Linked DNA regions of Homo sapiens: region 1 is linked to region 2. A link is a contact called in ENCODE Hi-C or POLR2A ChIA-PET data. All regions are on one chromosome and are shown on one strand. The core of a region is the stretch at or near the end of the contact, and the rest is flanking DNA. Distances in the headings are between cores, read along the strand shown.

What was found. Hi-C counts contacts between places; a loop is a spot of excess contacts on that map. ChIA-PET counts read pairs that join two places held with the same protein, here RNA polymerase II (POLR2A). Pooled maps may share reads with other maps.
Region 1: a loop to region 2 is called in a pooled map, with 2.3 times the contacts of the local background. The contact joins the enhancer-like site here to the promoter of LINC03026 in region 2. A Hi-C loop is called at or near these places in 1 of 50 pooled maps. POLR2A ChIA-PET finds 5 or more read pairs at or near these places in 3 of 52 experiments (HEK293, activated naive CD4-positive, alpha-beta T cell and activated naive CD8-positive, alpha-beta T cell).

Annotation. Positions count from the first base shown.
Region 1 is chr9:88,257,376-88,260,233 of GRCh38, reverse strand. No RefSeq gene overlaps it. Among named protein-coding and RNA genes, the nearest start is that of SPATA31C2, 120 kb to the right of the region's middle. Within about 2 kb of position 1,458, at least 7 of the 41 ENCODE cell types and tissues checked have a DNase peak (open chromatin) inside an H3K27ac peak, as active enhancers do.
Region 2 is chr9:88,076,594-88,079,293 of GRCh38, reverse strand. It overlaps LINC03026 (long intergenic non-protein coding RNA 3026), which reads left to right and starts at 1,394. Exons shown (of 2, transcript NR_135138.1): 1 at 1,394-1,571. It overlaps LOC124902201 (syncytin-A-like), which reads left to right and starts at 1,394. Exons shown (of 7, transcript XM_047424307.1): 1 at 1,394-1,571; 2 at 1,811-1,911. RefSeq lists an enhancer at 2,146-2,696.

The DNA.
Region 1 (2,858 bases), core at 209-2,708, 180 kb before region 2:
TTTGTTTTGATAAAATTAGGAAAGTAATCAGCAGAGCTCCTGACTTTGTCCCTCTTTTTTTTTGAGCTGTGTTGTTTGAGAAAGTGCTTGAGCACTGAGGTTGTTGGCAACTGTGGAAGCATTTTGGAAACAAATAATAAAAAAAACATAATAAACACTTTTGTTTACATGTCCTAGCTTTATGGAATCTGAAGAAGACAAAGGACCCACTCACATGTTGGGCACTTGCTTTAAAACCTTACTCTTGGCTGGGCGCGGTGGCTCATGCCTGTAATCCCAGCACTTTGGAAGGTCGAGGCAGGCGGATCACTAGGTCAGGAGATCAAGACCATCCTGGCTAACACAGTGAAAACCCGTCTCTACTAAAAATACAAAAAATTAGCCGGGCGTGGTGGTGGGCGCCTGTAGTCCCAGCTACTCGGGAGGCTGAGGCAGGAGAATGGCGTGAACCCAGGAGGCGGAGCTTGCAGTGAGCCGAGATCGCACCACTGCACTCCAGCCTGGGCAACAGAGCAAGACTCTGTCTCAAAAACAAAACAAAACAAACAAACAAACAAAACCTTACTCTTTAGTAGTCGGCTTCATGGGCTGACAGCTGCACTGTTTCTCAGGGCCCAGCCCTCAGAAGGCCCATGCTTGGCTTAATACTCTGCTATCACCATCTTGAAATTCTTAATAATTTTGAACAAGGGGCCCCCACATTTTCATTTTGCACTCAGTCACGAATTATGTAGCTAGTCCTGCTCTTTAACCAGGAGCCAGAGATACGGTCTCCAAAAGGAACATACCTATTTACTAAGTGAAAGAAGCTAATTTGGAAAGGCTATATGGTTCCAACCCTCTAACATTCTGGAAAAGGCAAAACTATGGAGACAGTAAAAAAAAAGATTAGAGATGAATCAGTCAAGCATAGAGGATTTTTAAGACAGTGAAGCTAGTCTGTGGGATACCGCAGTGGTGGACACATCATTATACATTTGTCCAAGCCCACAGAATGTACAATGCCAAGAGTGAACCCCGGTGTCAACCACGGATTTGGGTGATGATGTGTCAGTGTAGGTTCATCAATGGTAACAGATGGACCACTCTGTGGGGGATGTTGACAATGGGAGAGGCTGTGTGTCTATAGGGCAGGGGAGATATGGGAATGCTCTGTATTTTCTGCTCCTTTTTGCTGTGAACCTGAAACTGCTCTAAAAAAATAAAGTTTACTATAAACAAAAAGAACAATGCACCAATGAGGATCTGGGAATGACAACGTGAGGGTTGTTGTGCAAATGGTCAAATCCGACACCTACAGGGTGAGAACCGGGAGAAGGAGGGCAGAGATCCAGCATCAGGACACGCCTGACCCCAGTTCTGCAGGCTGTGGGGATAATAGAGCTGTCTGCTTTGACGGGGCCAGACCTTGCAGTCCAGTAACCATGCAGGCTGTCCCGACGCCCGTGTCTGCCAAATCTCACTTTTTCCCGGCAACAGGCCAGGTCATACCAGCCGAGAGACTTTTCCGGGAGGCTGAAGGCACACCTTCCTTGTGAAGAATGCTGAGCAGTTGTAGAGTTTGTTTCTTTTAAACACGAAATTGCTGAGGATAAACATGAAATGTTTTATTTATTTAAAAAAATGTTTTTCCTTGTTGCGGTTCCTATTTTTCCTTGTTGTGGTTCCTATTACCCAAAGGATTGGGTTTGCTTTTTTTTTTTTTTTTTTTTGCTGGCATTTCAGGGAACTCTCATTTACAAGCAAAACTCATGCTTTAAGTTTTAGAACAAATCCAGACAGACTGCCATTGGGGTTTACCGGTCTTTAAAAACCAGTGATTTATTTAATGTTGTTGATGAAAACCTAGCTTCCAAAATGTTTTCTTGTGAGATGATTGCTTGGTCTTAGTTTCTAGAAGGCTGAGTTTCTCCACCACTCAATCATGTGCAATGACCTCACCCTTTCATCTGCCCAGGAAGGGAAACCGACTCCAGTGTCCATAGAGACAAGCAAGGGAGTCTGGCTCTCATTTCCTGACTTGCAGAGAATCCGGCTGGCTGCCCCTGGTTTCAGTGGGACTGCTCAAAGCTGAGAGCTCAATTTCAGCAGGAAATGCAGAATCAGCATTAAGAAAGCCAATGTTTCCCAAATTCCAATCAGACAGTGAGTTTCAAATGCTGTATAGTCATGCAGTAGTTTTTGAATAGAAAGCAAGCAAGCATTAAGACAGCAGAAAAGACTATTTTCCAATCTATGAGGTTTGTGTTGCCAAAGGGAGAGAGAGTGCAAGGTTATTCTGGTAACTTAGGAAGTATAAGTGACTGAAGATAACCATTTGTGCATGCTGAGGGGCTTGGTCTGTACAATCCAGCAGGCAAGCATGCTTTCATTGTGTTATCCAGACACTTGAGGCTAAAAAACATGTAGGCCAGGCGCAGTGGCTCACGCCTGTAATCCCAGCACTTTGGGAGGCCGAGGCAGGTGGATCACCTGAGGTCAGGAGTTTGAGACCAGACTGGCCAACATGGTGAAACCCTGTCTCTAACAAAAATACAAAAATTAGCTGGGTGTGGTGGTGGGCGCCTGTAATCCTAGTTACTTGGGAGGCTGAGGCAGGAGAATCGCTGAACCCGGGAGGCAGGAGAATTGCTGAACCCGGGAGGCAGAGGTTGCAGTGAGCTGAGATGGCGCCACTGCACTCCAGCCTGGGCGACAAGAGCAAGATTCTGTCTCAAAACAAAACAAACAAACAAACAAAATCCAACCTTGACTTCTCAGTACCTTGCGTTGTAATCCTGCACAGACTGAGGAGAGATCACGAGCACACAGAAACATTTGGGGTTCTAGGGCATTGAGGCCTGCAAAACAGCTGCCTT
Region 2 (2,700 bases), core at 145-2,644:
CAAGTTCAGAGCCAGGCTGTGGGACACACGGTAACTAACCCAATATGTCCCCTTCCTGCAGAGAATACACAAGTCCCAAGAAGGTCCATGGGGCCTCAGGGAAGGAAAATATGGTAGGAGGGCTCAGGTCTAATTGAAAGTTGCTCACCTCCAGCCCCAAGGTTTTTTTTGACCCGGATAAAGTAAAACAAAGAAAGCACACTGAAATTAGAGGGAGGCAATGGCATTTTGCACACCTTAGTAACAGCATGTGGTGGCCTGTGGGCATCCTGTATGACTGCAGAGGACCAGGGAGCTTTCTGGGGCAATGAAAACATTCTGAATTTCCTCTCTGGTGGTGCATATTCGTCAAAACTTAGCAACTGCACACTTAAAATAGGTGCAACTTGTACATAAATCATTCTCCAAAACAGTGATTTTGGAAAGGCCTCATGTGGTCCTTTTCTCTTTCCTGGTTCCTTCTCTGCTCACCTGCCAACAGTGCTCCATGGTCCCCCAGGTTGGAGCACGTGGAGGGATGAAGCAAAGGGAAAAAAGAAATGTCATTCACATGGATCCAGAAGTAAGCTGGCTCATACTGGTGCCTAGAAACACCTCCCCACACACCTTCCCACCAAGGAGCAGTTTGCCAGCCCATCTGTTTTGCCCTCTGTGTTTCCCTGGGCAGGAGTTATCCCCCAGCCATTGCATCCCCCAAACTCCAGAGGTTCAGTTGAGCTGAACTTCACCGAGCCTGAGGCAAGAAGACAAGCTCCCCCTACCCAAGCCCTTGACAAGGCAGGAGGAGGGGCTCACAGCACACGGCTGCCTACAGAAGTCTTCCTCTCAAAGCTCCTTAACCTTCCTCCTTCTCGCCATGTGTAACTGCTCACTGCTTCATCACAGATGTTTAAATCAGCACCGTCTGTATTTTGGTCTGGCAGCTCACTTGGGAATGCAGCATCCTTGGAAATGTGGTGTCGGGTGGATGCACCAATGTCCATCTCCTGCTACAAATGGCAACTGAACTTGTGGCCATCTGGGCTTTTTAGTCTGTTGTTGTTGGTTTTACCTCTGTTTTATACTACCCAGCATCCACCAACAATCACAGGCTAATTTTTCCTACATGATGGCTACTTCCCCAACTCCAGGTGGTTGTAGTAAAGAGGACTCCAGCGACATACGGCCTAGTTCAAGGGGTGGACAGGTCAGCCTTGCAGATATTCAAGGGAGAGCCACCTGGGCAGAGGGAAAGTTATGGACTAAACTGTGTCCTCACAAAATTTGTATGTTGAAGCTCTAACCCCTAGTGTGACTGCATTTGGAGGCAGAACCTATAAGGAGGTAATAAAGGTTAAGTGAGGTCATAGGGTGGGCTCTGATCCAATAGAACTGTGTCCTTATAGGAACAGGAAGAAGCGCTAGGGATATCTCCCCTCCCCCGCTCCCTCTGTCTCCCTCTCTCCCTCCCCTCTCCCCTCTCCCATGAGAGGACACAGCCAGAAGGAGACCGTCTGCAAGCCAAGGAGAGAAGCCTCACCAGCCATGGAATCTATAGGCACCTTGATGTTGGACTTCCAGCCTCCAGAGCTGTGAGAAATGCGTTTCTGTTGTTTAAGTTGCCCCGTCTGGATTCTGTTACGGCACCCTGAGCTAAGACAGGGACTAACTGGTGCAAAGGCCCTGGGGGGGACCTGGAGGCAGGTTTGAAGGGTGGGGGGAGGGGAGGCCATGATCACCGGGTGGAGGGTGGGAGTAGGTGGACATGGGTTAGAAAGGTCGTGGGCCAGGCGGCCTCCTAGGCAGCTTCCTGATGTTGGCCTTTTCATAGATGGAAGCCAACCGTCGGGAGCACACACACCACATTACAAGGATCCCAGCCAGGCCCAGGAGGGGAAGCAAGGACACCCTAGAGGCAGAGAGAACTGGCAGGTAGCACCGTGGGGGATGAGAGCGGGTTGGAATCTAGATCCTTCTTGAGAAAGGAGGACGCTGGAGGGTGGGATGTGAAAACTGGGGGAGAGAAGACTCAGAGGTCACTGGAGGTCTGAACAAGTGCAAGGATAGAGGTGCCCCGAGCTGACACGGGTGGCCTGGGCAGGGGCCGGTGTGTTGGGGGAGATCCTGGGGTCTGGAGGCCAGGGGTCGGGCCATGAGGCCGTACCGGCAAAGGCGGTGCGGGCCCTGAAACCAGGCGAAGACAGAGCTGGCGGGAGGCAGCGGCCCCAAAGTCAGGACCGAGGAGGGCCGGGCTGACTGCCAAGGAAGGCCGGGCTGGCTGCCAAGGTCAACCAGGTGGAGGCCTTCGGGGTTCGGCAAGAGCAGTTCTGTGAGCTGGCGGAGCCTGGCGTCTGCCTGCGTGACGTGGAGGAACCGCAGGCGGCGACCGCGGACAGAATGTACAGGTTTCTGGGCGAGGAATGGAGAATGAGGCGGAGCTGGGCTGCAGGAGACGGAGGCAGAGAGAGACGGCCTGGCGGGAGATGCAGGGGCCCGCGGCAGGGCCCTGGAAGCTCCAGGCGGGAGGAGGGACGTGGTGGCGGGCGGGAGGGCAAGGGCTGGGGCCCGGGCTCATTCCGCAGAGCCTGCGGGTACAGCAGGCTGAGGGGTCAGACTGAGCACAGGGAGCTGAATAGCGAGCCCCGCCCGGCAGGGGAAATGAAGGGAGGGTGGTGTGAGAGCTTCTGCCAGGGGCAGAAGGACACCGAGGGACCGCAAGCA